Regions from separate parts of the Homo sapiens genome. Here regions 2 and 3 are each linked to region 1. A link is a contact called in ENCODE Hi-C or POLR2A ChIA-PET data. All regions are on one chromosome and are shown on one strand. The core of a region is the stretch at or near the end of the contact, and the rest is flanking DNA. Distances in the headings are between cores, read along the strand shown.

Region 1 (3,073 bases), core at 574-3,073:
AGGAGACTGGACTCCCCTACCCCCAGCAAAGGCTTCTTTGGTCCTACCTGCACGTGCAGCCTGGGCCAGGGCCCGCAGCAGCATAGGCGTGGTCAGGCAGCGCATCTGGTGGCATAAAAAGGGATGGAGGGTGGGGTGTGCCCAAGAACCATCCTCTTCTGAGACTGGCACCGCAAGGATCCCAAGTCTCCACTGACATGTGTCACTTTGCCCTCTACTCGCACCCCATTGCTGTCAGAGGCACAGATGGCTTTCCTGTTCCCAGCGCCTCCCAGCTTTCCATCTGATTCAGCTTGGCTGAGCTACAATTCAGTTTCTGTGGACCCCAAGTTCTGCCTCACCTAAGAAACCTTTTAAATCCATCCTTCCTTTCTCCCTCCCAGAGATCCTGTTTCCCACCTTTCTGCTCCTCCCTTCATCCTCCCCAAATCTAACCAAAAACAACATTACCAGCCCCCGCCAGCATGCACTGAGAGCGAACTTTGTTAGCTCTCCTCCCCCAGGAACCGTGCCCAGGGGTGGAAAGCGCTGCCATCCTATCCTTACAAGGACTCCACGAGGGAGGCACAAATAAGGCGCTGGGACTCAGTTTGTTGAGTGACTCGCTAGGGCTGGGTGTGGTGGCTCACGCCTGTAATCCCAGCACTTTGGGAGGCTGAGGCAGGTGGATCACCTGAGGTCAGGAGTTTGAGACCAGCCTGGCTAACATGGTGGAACCCCGTCCCTACCAAAAAATACAGAAATTAGCCAGGTGTGGTGGTGGGCACTTATAATCCCAGCTACTCGGGAGGTTGAGGTAGGAGAATCGCTTGAACCCAGGAGGCAGAAGTTGCAGTGAGCCCAGACTGCACCACTGCCCTCCAACCTGGGCGACAGAGTGAGACCTTGTCTCAAAAAAAAGATAAAAAAGTGACTTGTCGGAAGTCACACGATAAGGAGGTGGGCCGAGGATCGGAACCCAGCCCTGCCCTGCTGGAAACTCTTCAAGGCCTGAACAGTCCTCGGTACCACATTCCTTTCCCCAGCTTCAAGGCCCTCCTGGAACTGTCCCCCAGCCTGCCGCGTGACCTTGGGCAGATGATGTGACCTGACCTCCGTCTTCTCACCTATGAAGTGGGTTGGGGGCGGTTGGTCTTGGGAATTAGGGGAGCCCGTACATGCCAAGGGCACCCCAGAGCCCGGCACTTAGCCGGCGCTCATAAGAGCTCATCCCACGACCTGTGAACCCCCTAACAGGCCCACTCCTTTGGATCACTGACTGCAGTTCCAGGGACCCAACCCAGCACCTTCCCCACCTTCCCAGTGATCTCCGACCCTAACTAGGCCGGTGGCGCAGAGCGGGCGGCGCATGCGCCCTGAGAGCCGGCTCCCCGCTGCACCTGAAGGACACGGAGGCCGCGGATCCTGAGTGAGCCGAGGGGAAGCCCAGGCGCAGAGCTGGCGGCGCCAACGGGGACACCACACTCGCCCCCGACGCCACGCTGCCCAAGCCCGACTTTCACGGCCAAAACGTGAACACCCACCTTGAAGCGCCGCCGCTACTTGCCTTGCCAAGCAGGCCAGTCAATCGGGAGGCGGAGGCTACACTGTAGGACGCTGCCATTGGGCCAGCGGGTTCCCCCTTTTCTGTATTGATGCTTCATGGTGTGGTCTGATTGGCCAGCAAGGCTGCTGAAAGAGGCGGGATTCAGAAATATCTTTCTTTTGATTGGCTAGGAGAGACCGGCGCTTGAAGTTTGTAGGGGGCCGCCATGTTGGTTTGGGGAGGCCAATAAGTGAAGACCTCCGAGCCGCTGGAGGCGGGACATCCGGGGCGTGGTTTAGAAAGAGTGCTTTCGCCGTGGGTGCAGAGGGTGGGCCCGCCGGGTTGGGTGGGGGGCGTGTGATGACGGTAATGGCGACGAGATGCTCAACTCACGCGGCCTCTTTTAATCCTCACAGCAGCTCTGCGTGGAGAAACTACAGTAACGTGTTACCACGTTAAGGCGGGAAGCTGAGGCATGGGAGTATTTAGTAACGTTCCCGGGCCGTAGAGCTGCGGTGTGCGGCCGCCTGATCCACCTGATCTGTATGACTCCCGTACTCAACCAGCCTATGTTTCCTACCAGCGAATTTTTTTTTTTTTTTTTTTTTTTTTCTTTTTTTGAGACAATCTGGCTCTGTGGCTCAGGCTGGAATGCAGTGGTGCGATCTCGGCTCACTGCAGCCTCGACCTCCCAGGCTCGGGTGATCCTCACTTCTCAGCCTCCCGAGCAGCTGGAACCACAGTCGCCTGCCACCACCAGGCTCGGCTAATTTTTGTATTTTTTGTAGAGACGGGGTCTCGCCATGTTGCCCAGGCTGGTCTGGAACTCCTGGACTCAGGCGATCCTCCTGCCTCGGCCTGCCAAAGTGCTGGGATTACAGGCGTGAGCCACCACGCCGGGCCTTTCCCCGGGAATGCTGTGGTAGAGGGACCCGCAGAGGCCCCGAGGCTGCCTGCATGTGTGTGTTGGGAGGATCTGCGCTGAGGGTAGGTAGGAGTTGGGCAGGCCAGGACAGGAAGGAGGCAGAGGGCATGTCCCATGCCCGTGCAGAGGGAGGACACGCATGGTAGACCAGGACGAGGACAAGGGCAGGCTCAGTGTGTGCAAAGGGGACAGTGGTTTGGGATTTGCATGCAGATGCCCGAGCCTCCAAAGGACCTGTGGGCCACAGGGAGACCCTGGGGGAGTTCAAGCTGAGGAGTGGAGAGGGCTTTGGGCTGGTCAGCAGGTGCTCAGAGGAGAGGGGCTGGCCCTAGAGAGAAGGGAGGTCTTGGGATGGTGGCCCACACCTGACCCTGGCCCTTCATCAGGTGATTCCTGCGTGGATGCCTGCGGGGATTCCTGCGTGGATTGGGGAAGTCCTGCAGCATTACAGAATTGTTACCCAACGCCAGGGCCTTGGTCCAGAGTCCTGTTGCTAGATGCACAGAAAGCAAATCACTGAGATGTAAGTATTGCCAGGGAAGAAGGCTTTATTCAGGTGACATCAGCCAGAGAGACAGGAGACGAAACTCAGGTCCACCCCTGTCCCTCTTCCCGACTAAAGT
Region 2 (4,916 bases), core at 1,209-3,708, 1.1 Mb after region 1:
CTCCGCCTCCCGGGTTCAAGCGATTCTCTTGCCTCAGCCTCCCCAGTAGCTGGGACTACAGGTGACTGCCACCACACCCGGCTAATTTTTGTACTTTTTTAGTAGAGACGAGGTTTCACCATATTGGCCAGGCTGGTCTTGAACTCCTGACCTTGTGATCTGCTGCCTCGGCCTCCCAAAGTGCTGGGATTACAAGTGTGAGCCACGGAGCCCGGCCCCATTTTTTAATTTTTAAAAGACAGAGATGAGGTCTTAGTGTGTTGCCAATGCTGGTCTCAAATTCCTGGGCTCAAGTATTCCTCCCTACTCAGCCTCCCAAAGGTGAACTGGGATCTTAATCCTTGTTCTGTTACTAAAATAGCTGTGTCGGATCCAACCCAAGGTTGGAGTTCTTCAGGACGGGTAGAAGGAATGACAGGGAAGTTGGAGTGAGAAACTACTTATACAAGAAGTCTGAGAGAAGAGTCAGATCTCTCCAGGCTCAATAAACAATTTCTAGTTAGCAAGATGTTCTCATAGTCTTTGATTCTCCTTTTTGGAAGCAGGTTATTTTTTCTCTTTGCCCTTATCACCATCTGATGTACTATGTATTAATCTGGGCCGGGCGCGGTGGCTCACGCCTATAATCCCAGCACTTTGGGAGGCCGAGGCGGGTGGATCATGAGGTCAGGAGATCGAGACCATCCTGGCTAACAAGGTGAAACCCCGTCTCTACTAAAAATACAAAAAATTAGCCGGGCGCGGTGGCGGGCGCCTGTAGTCCCAGCTACTCAGGAGGCTGAGGCAGGAGAATGGCGTGAACCCGGGAAGCGGAGCTTGCAGTGAGCCGAGATTGCGCCACTGCAGTCCGCAGTCCGGCCTGGGCGACAGAGCGAGACTCCGTCTCAAAAAAAAAAAAAAAAAAATATATATATATATATATATATTAATCTGTCTGCTCTCCTTTGAAGGCAGGATTTTGGTTTGTTTGGTCACTCCCTTATCCCCTGGTTGGCACAGACCCCAGTTTACGCAGCGGTGAATGAAAGTAAAAATCTCGGGACCCCCCCCCAGCGCCCCAATTCATGCGAAAGTGAAGATTAAGCCTTGAAGCTGAGTCACTGCAACACCCTCTTCCAAAAGAATAGCTGTTACTAGCATTAGGCATCAGCCATATCCACACGGAAAGGTAAAAACCTCAGGCATTTGGGAAGGGCTGCCCCCACAGATCATTCACAAGTAAATTCTTGCTGGCCTCCCATAAACAAGGACAGGTCAATTGTAGCTTCAGGTCTACAATCTAAGTCTAGCTCCTAAAAATTCCACAATAAGAATGTCATTACAAGCTTATTTTCCCAGGTGCAGAACAAAGTCAAAACTACCTACTCAGAGACATCTGCATAACTGACTCTTCCTTTACTCTCTTTTTCTCTTCAGACATTCATCTCATCTTACGTAGATTTACCGGGCATTAGCTAAAGTCCCATAGGAATGTAACTATTGTCCTAATCGCCTACTTGCCCTTCTTCCTACATGCCTTCCCCTCATTCCCCCTTTAAGGAAATGCATAAATACTAAACCTCCCGAAAACCTCTTCGGAAAAACAACCACGGATGTGTCTGTGGTTCGTGTTTTTCCCGAGCACGCCCTCAAACTGGATTAATAAGCCTCGATGACAGAGACTTATGCCTCAGTCACTTGTTCCACTTGTCAAAGCTTTCCTCTTTGACAAGTGTCTTGGGTCTTGTCAAGTGTCTTGTGTCTCAAACAAGGCTTCCAAACCCCCTAGGTCCTGAGTAGCTTCGCTCTGCAGATGACAAAACCGAGACTCAGAGGTTAAGTTGCTTGCCCAAGGTCACACAGACGTACTGTAGACCCCCATCATCATCTACGCAGCTGTTAAAGGACATAGTCATGTAACCCGTGTGGCACAAGCGCCTTCTCCTTCCTCCTGCCCTTCGCTAACGTTAGCTTTTCCTGCGACCTCTTCTCCGCTAGCCAGCGCGTATCTGCGTCTAGCCGGGATGCCTGAGCCCCAGTGCGAACTGTTGTGCTTGCAGCTTCGGGAGACACGTGCTACTCGGGTGAATGAATCGAACGTCCCCACCCCCGCCGACAGCCAATAACTGCGAGCCACAGCCCGGCCACTTCCGCCTATTGCGGGCGTCGGCTAGGGTCCGGCGGCCCACGTGAGGCTCCGGAGACAAGGGAGTAGGCGGTGGTGCGCCAGGGGCGGGCTCTCCCAGCCTCGCCACTTATCCAGGCGCTCGCCGGGGACGGGAGGGGCGGGGCTGACGTGGGGCGCCAAGGCTTAAACGTGACGGACAGGCGGGCACAGGGAGGAGTCCAGAGCCTAGGGGCGAGGAGTGACGGAGAACACTGCCCAATAACGGGAGGGGTTGGGCTGTCTGGGCCAATAGGAAGTCCGTAAGGCGGGGCCGGGACTGCAGCAAGTTCGGTTGCACGGAGACCGCAGCTGTTCTCTGTCAGTGGAGGCAGCAGCGGTAGAGGCGGCGGCGAGGACTGGCGACGGCGAGGAGGTGAGTGTCCGCCGCGCTCCGCACGGTCCTCTTCCCGCGGCGGGTCGGAGCGGGTGGACGTGCGCCGGCACCGCTGCGAGGGACGCTTATGTAAGGGTCGCGCGCGCAAAGGCGGCGCGGGCTCCGCGAGTGACGGCTGGAGGAGACAGCGACGGGCTGTGCGCGGTGCGCGACGCGACGCAGCGGACGGCGCCCCTCCCCCTCGCGCGGGGGCTCGGCCGGCTGGACCCGCCCCCGGACCCGCCCCCGGCTGCAGCCCCCGAGCGCCCCTCCGCAGCGTCCGCCTGCGGGCTGCCTCATTCTTGCTCTCGGGCCCATTTTGCAGATGGAGAAACTGACTAAAGCGCCTCGCGCGAGGTCCCTGAGGGTTCGAACCCAAGTCTGTCAGGATCGGGAGCCCAAGTTGTCCCCATCGTACTGGATGTGGCTCAGCTCTGCAGGAAGCCGCGGCGTGTAAGGCGAGGGCTTTCCTTGTTCCTTGCTCTCGCACTCCGCCTCCCGTAGGATCCTCTACTTTGTTTCAGACGGGGAAGCTCCAGGCGCCCAGACGCAGTGATTCGCCCAAGGCCGCTCATTCAGGAGGTGGGGCTGGGCTCAGCCCCTTATTTCTCCAGCTTTTAGTAGTTTACAAAGCGCATCAGAGTCGGAAGCCAAGTCCCTAGGTCCCTGGCAACTTTGAGATTCTTTTGTTTTCTTTTCTTTTTTAGACAGGGTCTTGCTGTCACCCACCCAGGCTGGAGTGCAGTGGCGCGATCTCGGCTCACTGCAGTCTCGACCTCCCGGGCTCAAGCGACCCTCCTGCCACAGTCCCCCAGTGCTGGGACTACAGGCGGGCGCCACCACGCCTAGCTAATTTTTGTATTTTTTGGTAGAGACGAGGTTCCGTCATGTTGCCCAGGCTGGTCTCGAACTCCTACGCTCAAGCGAGCGGCCTGCCCTGGCTTCCCAAAGTGCTGAGATTACAGGCGTGCCTCGTCTGAAATTCTAAAAAATCAGATTGTGTCTTTATTTTGTGAGAAGAGGTAGGCCTGGGCTCCTTACCCGTTCTCCAGCTGAGAAAACAGGCTCAGAGAAGTACCAACACTTGCTGATGACAACCAGAACCTCCAGAGTGCCTGCCATCTGCCTCCCTATTGCTCCCGTACCCACTGCCACCATCAGCCCTGGCTGGCCTCCCCCAAGGCACCCTTTCCCTGTATGTGATGCAAACACTTGTGCTGGGGGTGGATGTGCTCAGCATTTCTCTCACTTGCAGCTACAGCTTCCTGCCTGCAGGCTCTCCTTAACTGTTGAACTCTTAATCACATTCTTTTGCACACCTACAGTGTTCCTATCCCTACACTGGGCCGAGAGACAGCGTGGGCGATGAGGTCAATCCTTGTCCTGCAACTGCTGACAAACCCATTGGGGGAGAGAGAAAATAAACAAAACCTAAGCAGCAAGGCAGCCTGCTGCAGATGTTTGTAGAGAGCCTAGTGGGTGAGGTATTGGCCCTAGGAGGACATGGAAGAGGAAGTTCAGTAGAGGCCAGTAAATCACAGCAAACCACACACTAAAGCGAGAGAGAGGAGAAATGGCCTGGAAGGGGATGGGCTTGGGAAGGCTTCGTGGAGGAGGTGAGTTGTGGACCTCTTTTTGATGCCGCTGCAGTGGAGAAACAGTGATTGGATTTCAGCAGCTAGAAAGTTTTATTCTGGAGAGGTTTTGTTAAAGAGGTTTTTTTGTTTTTGTTTTTTGAGATGGAGTTTCGCTCTTGTCGCCCAGGCTGGAGTGCAGCGGTGTGATCTCAGCTCACCACAACCTCCGCCTCCCGAGTTCAAGCGATTCTCCTGCCTCAGCATCCTGAGTAGCTGGGATTACAGGCGCATGCCACCACACCTGGCTATTTTTTGTATTTTTAGTAGAGATGGGGTTTCACCATGTTGGCCAGGCTGGTCTTGAACTCCTGACCTCAGGTGATCCGCCCACCTCGACCTCCCAAAGTGCTGGGATTATAGGCATGAGCCATCATGCCTGGCCAGTTACAGAGGTTTCAAGCAATTAGAACTGGAAGAGGAAGGCTGAGGAAGGTGGAAGGAGAATGTGGGGGAAACAGCTTCACTGTTGGGTGTAAGAAACTTGATTGGTCACTGGGAAGAGGCCTCTACAGGAGATGTAACCAGGTGAGGGCACTAGGATTTGCTAAGGTGCAGGTAAGTCAGTGACTGGAAACCAAACTGAGGAAGCAAGATTAGATGCAAAGGTAGACGGGGCTGGGCGCGGTGCTCATGCCTGTAATCCCAGCACTTTGGGAGGCCGAGGCGGGTGGATCACCTGAGGTCAGGAGTTCGAGACCAGCCTGGCCAACATGGTGAAACCCCTTCTCTGCTAAAAATACAAAAACTAGCCAGGCCTGGT
Region 3 (4,916 bases), core at 1,875-4,374, 1.0 Mb before region 1:
TAAAATTCTGGGTCTGGCCATCCTCCGTTTCACCCTGCAACAGCCCAAGGATCTCGTTCCAAACACTCAGAAGCACATCGCAGCTTCCCCTGGGCCCCCACTATTCCAGGCCCACACTCCACCCTGGTCTGGCACTGCAGGTTCCCACATTTGCCGGCCCGCCTCTCTCCTGCCTTTCAACCCTCAGTGCCACTCATTCCGAACTGGGCTCTGCCAAGGCCATGCTCTCCAAAGCCTCCAACCCTTTACTCAGGCTGCTGCTTCTGCCAGGAGCACCATCCCCCAATTTGTGAGTCCAGGGACTCCCTTGGGACAGCTCGCCCCGCCCTGAGCTCATCACCCTGGGGGACAATCACCTTTCCACACACCATCACCCACTGGGGCTGAAGGGTTCTGCAAGGCACAGAGGACAGCAGGGGCTGAGATGCTGCATCCGGCACACCAGGCCTCGACACGGCTTCCTAATCCAAGCCTCTGCCCCGCAACATCCAGGTCTGAGCTCCCGCTCCCCTGTTGCTCCAGGCTCCAGGCTGCACAACCTGTGTAGGGTCCTGACCATCATCCTCTGTGACCCTGGGCAAGTCCCTTAACCTCTAGGTGCTCCAGGTCCTCATGGACCCCCACCCAATAGGAGCTAAGTACAGACTGAATGACTTACTATAGCCAGAGTACTTTGCTAAGTGAGCCCTTCATAAGCATTCAGTTACTCTGAAAGCCTCTACAGCATCGCAATCCCTTGTCCTCTGACTTGTTTGATAACCAGTAAAAGTGTGATTTTTCTGACCCAGCAACAAGAGAAAACAACTGTTCTCAACCTTTGACCCCGGCCCCATCAGGTGGGGCCAAGTCAAAACGACCCAACAGCAGGGTCCACTGGGGTCCTTGGGGCACCCACAGCAGCAGCCCTCACCACAACCCGTTGGCAAGAGACCAACCACAGGACTTGCAAACCAGAGCACAGGGCCTTCATTTCAAAGCCTGGCACAGGCCTCAGCACAGAGACTGAATGAGCCTTTCGGAGTCTCCATGGCTCCATAGTCTGCCAGTCCTTGCTGGGGACCCTGGCCAAGGGGATTCAGAACACAGAGCGTCCTGTCCACGTTCTCAGAAGCCCTGGCTGAGGCCACAGCATAGGGACAAAGAGCGCTCCCCGAGAGCCTCCTCTTGTCAGCCACACTGCCCAGCAGAGCGGGTCTCACCTGCCAGGGAGGACCTGCAATGATCACAGAGCTTACCCAGGACGGCCACTGGCCCCCACACCAGCCCGCCGGGCCCTGTGCTGAGGACAAACTCTGGATTCTCTCTGAATCCTCACAATGCCCGCCAGGCAGTCCTTAGTATTATCTCCCTTTTACTGAGATTCGGAAAGGTGAAGCATGGCCAGGCACAGTGGCTCACGCCTGTAATCCCACCACTTTGGGAGGCCGAGGCAGGCAGATCACCCGAGGTCAGGAGTTTGAGACCACCCTGGCCAACACAGTGAAACCCCATCTCTACTAAAAATACAAAAATTAGCCAAGTGTGGTGGCGGGCGCCTGCAGTCCCAGCTACTTGGGAGGCTGAGGCGGGAGAATCGCTTCAACCCAGCAGAGGTAGAGGCTGCAGTGAGCCGAGATCACGCCACTGCACTCCAGCCTGGGTGACAGAGTGATACTCCATCTCAAAAAAGAAACAGAAAGGTTAAGCAACCTGCCAAGGTCACACAGCCAGTGCAGCCCCAGAAAGGCGCCCAGACCCCTAGACACAAAGTCTGTGTTCCCTGAACGGTGCCATATGCTGGGCGTCTCATCAAGGGGCCTGCCAGAGCTGCTCCCTGCAGATCTCCTTCCTGACTGGTCCCAGGAAGCACCTGAAGAACTTCCTGGAGGCAGCTTCTGAGGTGAGCAGACAGGGTGGCCACCTTGGCCTCTGGTTTTTCATCTCTCGTCAGGGTCCCCTCCTTGGCCCCTCATTACTCCATGGATGGGCACATGCCACAGACCAGTGGGTGGGCACCAGGATTCCAACCCAGTTCCTTCCAGACAGAGGAGGAAAGAAGGAAAGAGAGGCCAGAGAGGGAAGGAGCCAGGTGTGAATTCTCAGAGTGGTTCGAGCAGCAGCCGCACCAGAACAGAGGGCTGTGACCTTGGGCAGGTCTCAGGGCCTCTCTGGGCCTCAGTTTCCTCATCTGTGAAGTGAAGCTAAGGTCCTTCCACCTCTTAATCCAGAATCTCATTCCCCTGGTGTCAGCGAGGGGCGGACGCACCCCACCCTCGGGGGGCGGATTCAGCAATCTTCAGACCAGGACAAAAAACGGGAAGGGCAGGAGGGAGTGCAGAGGGGACTCTGGGGTGGCAGAGGGCAAGGAGAGGAAGCCGCCCCCGTCTAGGGGGCCCGCCCCAGCCCCACGGGAAGTGGGACGGGGAAAGGCACCCTACAAAGAAAGGACTCCTAGCTCCCAACTGGTTCGAATCCCACCTCGGCCACTTACTGGGTGTGTGACCTTGGGTAGGGTAACGCCTCTCTGTGAGCCTCTGCTTTTTCCAGAAGAAACGGGAAAAATCAAAGTGCTGCCTTCTCTGAGTCAATTAGGCGACCCTCATTACGGCGACAGTCGGGAAGTATGGGGTCTGGGCCCGCCCGGGCACACGGAGGGTGCCTGCCGCAGGTGGCCGGTTCCCTCGGGGCTGCCCAAGGCTGGGCGAGGGCCTCTTCGCCCAGCTGGTCGGGATCAGGACGCGACACGGAAGAGACCCCAGCTCTGCCCTGACCCCGGTCCGGGTCCGCAGGACGCAGCCCACTCGCCCTCAGAACACCGGCTCGCCTGGCACCCGGCGCGGCCCGGGCCCCGCTCGGACTCGAACCTGGTGGGGGCGCGCCCGGCAGAAAGCGGGGTGCTGGGACAGCGGGACCCCCACGCGCGACCCTGGTCTCCCGGGCCAGTCCCCTCCCCAGGTCCGGGCGGCTCACCAGGGCCGACTTGGATGCTGCGGTAAGTGGTCAGCCCCGCCGGCCAGTCGCCGCCACCGCCGCGGGCCCCGCCCAGCAGGGGCTCCGACTCCGCCTGGGGTTCCGCCATCCAGCAGCCCACGCGCTGGACCCGACCCTCAGAAGCTCAAGCCCCGAAGGCGCCCAGCTTCACTGCGCAGGCGCGGAGACCCCGTCCCTGGCGTTTTTGCTGACGCGCGCACGGCACTGTGGCGCAGGGGATCCCTGCAGTCCCAGCCAATGAGAACGGGGAGGGAGGGGTGGGGTTCTCCTGAGTGGGGCGGAGCTAAAGGGCCCCGCCCCTCTAGGGTGGAGCTCAGCTTCGTTCCACCCAGGGCGGGGCAGCGTTCTGGGGCTTAAGGGCCGAGGGCTGGGGAGGAAATATGTTCTCAAAGGATGTCTTTCCGGCCAGAAGCTTCAGCATCACCTGGAAACATTTTAGAAATGCAAATTCTTGGGCCCTTAAACCTACTAAATCAGCAACTCTGCGGGGAGGACCCAGGAATCTGTGTTTTAACAAGCATTCGGGGTGATTCTGATGCATGTGAGTATTGAGTACACGGGGTGACTGCAAAGGACTCCCCCCAGAATGGAACTGGAGTTTACCCTCTGATGGTGAAATTAGGAGGATTCAATATCATTAAGGGAAAAGTTTAAAAACATATGACACACTTAAAAAATATTTACAACGTATATAAAAAGTGTTTTCAACATTAATGCATAAAGACCTTGTATTCGTTTTCTATTGCTACAGTGACTAATTACCACAATCTGAAAATATAAAATAACTCCCATTCATCATCTTTCAGTCCTGCGGGGCAGGAAACCTCCTGTCTCAGGGCCTCACGAGGCTAGAGTCAAAATGTCAGCTGCCGTGGGCTCTTATCTGCAGACTCTGGGGAAAGCCCACTTCCAGGCTCATCCAGGATGTTAACAGAATTGTCTCCATGGGCCTAGGACTGAAGTCCACGTCTTCTTGCTGGATGTTGGCTGGTGTCATTCTCACTCCTAGAGGCCACTGCATTCCTTCCACGATGGCTTGAACACCTCCATCATCAGAGCCAGCAAGCAAGAGCACGCTGAAGACGCTTCGAGATGCAGCAAGACGCCTGTAATCCCAGCCCTTTGGGAGACCGAGGCAGGTGGATCACGAGGTCAGGAGATCGAGACCATCCTGGCCAACATGGTGAAGCCCCGTCTCTACTGAAATACAAAAAGTTAGCCAGACGTGGTGGCACGTGTCTATAGTCCCAGCTACTCGGAGGCTGAGGCAGGGGAATCGCTTGAACCCGGGAGGCGGAAATTGCAGTGAGCTGAGATTGCGCCACTGCACTCCAGCCTGGCAACAGAGCGAGACTCCATCTCAAAAAAAAAGGTGCTGCAAGACGCTTCCAATCTCTGTGACTTCCCCTTCTGCCATACCTCTTTACTTTTTCCCCCTCTTTTGGGGAGGGGGGAGGGTTTAAAATAAATATAAAATTTACCATCATAACTGTGAAAGGAAAATAAATCTCAGGACTCCAAAATCACTAAGCCAAAGGGAAAAGTCAAGCTGGGAACTGCGTTGGGCAAACTGCCTCGCCTTTTCTTCTTTAATAAAATAGCTACGAAGATTTAAAAAGCTACATACCTCCCTCACAATTTGCCCGCTAGGAAATTTTTCGTGGGCACCCAAGATCTTTACCCTAAAACAGTTTTGTTGAATTTTACCCTAACAATGTACATTGACAACTGATCTTCACAGGTTCCAAACAAAGGATGGAACTCTAAGTCATCCCTCTGCTCACCTGATTGCTTCCTCTGGTATAAAAGTGCAGATTCACCGAGCCAGACTAAGGCATAAGTGACTATTCCTCTACCCCCGCAACCTGTAAATTGTGTATTTCAGTGAAAGTCTGATCAAAGACTCACAAGAATGCAACCTTTGTCTCTTATCTCTCCACATATTT

The links. A loop is a pair of places that touch in the nucleus more often than their neighbours do. ChIA-PET counts read pairs that join two places held with the same protein, here RNA polymerase II (POLR2A). Pooled maps may share reads with other maps.
Region 2: a loop to region 1 is called in a pooled map, with 22 times the contacts of the local background. The contact joins the promoter of PC here to the promoter of GLTC1 in region 1. A Hi-C loop is called at or near these places in 8 of 50 pooled maps.
Region 3: a map of naive thymus-derived CD4-positive, alpha-beta T cell shows a loop between it and region 1 (26-fold over the local background). The contact joins the promoter of TPCN2 here to the promoter of GLTC1 in region 1. A Hi-C loop is called at or near these places in 1 of 168 maps with a recorded cell type or tissue (naive thymus-derived CD4-positive, alpha-beta T cell) and 7 of 50 pooled maps. POLR2A ChIA-PET finds 5 or more read pairs at or near these places in 2 of 52 experiments (BJ and OCI-LY7).

What each region holds. Positions count from the first base shown.
Region 1 is chr11:68,029,184-68,032,256 of GRCh38, reverse strand. It overlaps GLTC1 (glycolysis associated regulator of LDHA post-transcriptional modification 1), which reads left to right and starts at 1,823. Exons shown (of 4, transcript NR_197583.1): 1 at 1,823-1,964; 2 at 2,837-2,973. It overlaps ALDH3B1 (aldehyde dehydrogenase 3 family member B1), which reads right to left. Exons shown (of 10, transcript NM_000694.4): 10 at 2,981-3,073. NDUFS8 (NADH:ubiquinone oxidoreductase core subunit S8) reads right to left here and starts at 1,576. Exons shown (of 7, transcript NM_002496.4): 1 at 1,524-1,576; 2 at 48-105. The coding sequence starts at 105. RefSeq lists enhancers at 1,370-1,549, 1,541-1,835.
Region 2 is chr11:66,955,925-66,960,840 of GRCh38, reverse strand. PC (pyruvate carboxylase) reads left to right here and starts at 2,458. Exons shown (of 23, transcript NM_001040716.2): 1 at 2,458-2,519. RefSeq lists silencers at 2,021-2,380, 2,701-2,800 and enhancers at 2,451-2,500, 3,664-4,043.
Region 3 is chr11:69,047,140-69,052,055 of GRCh38, reverse strand. TPCN2 (two pore segment channel 2) reads right to left here and starts at 3,124. Exons shown (of 25, transcript NM_139075.4): 1 at 2,950-3,124. The coding sequence starts at 3,058. RefSeq lists an enhancer at 146-720 and silencers at 2,697-2,796, 2,877-3,046, 3,167-3,386.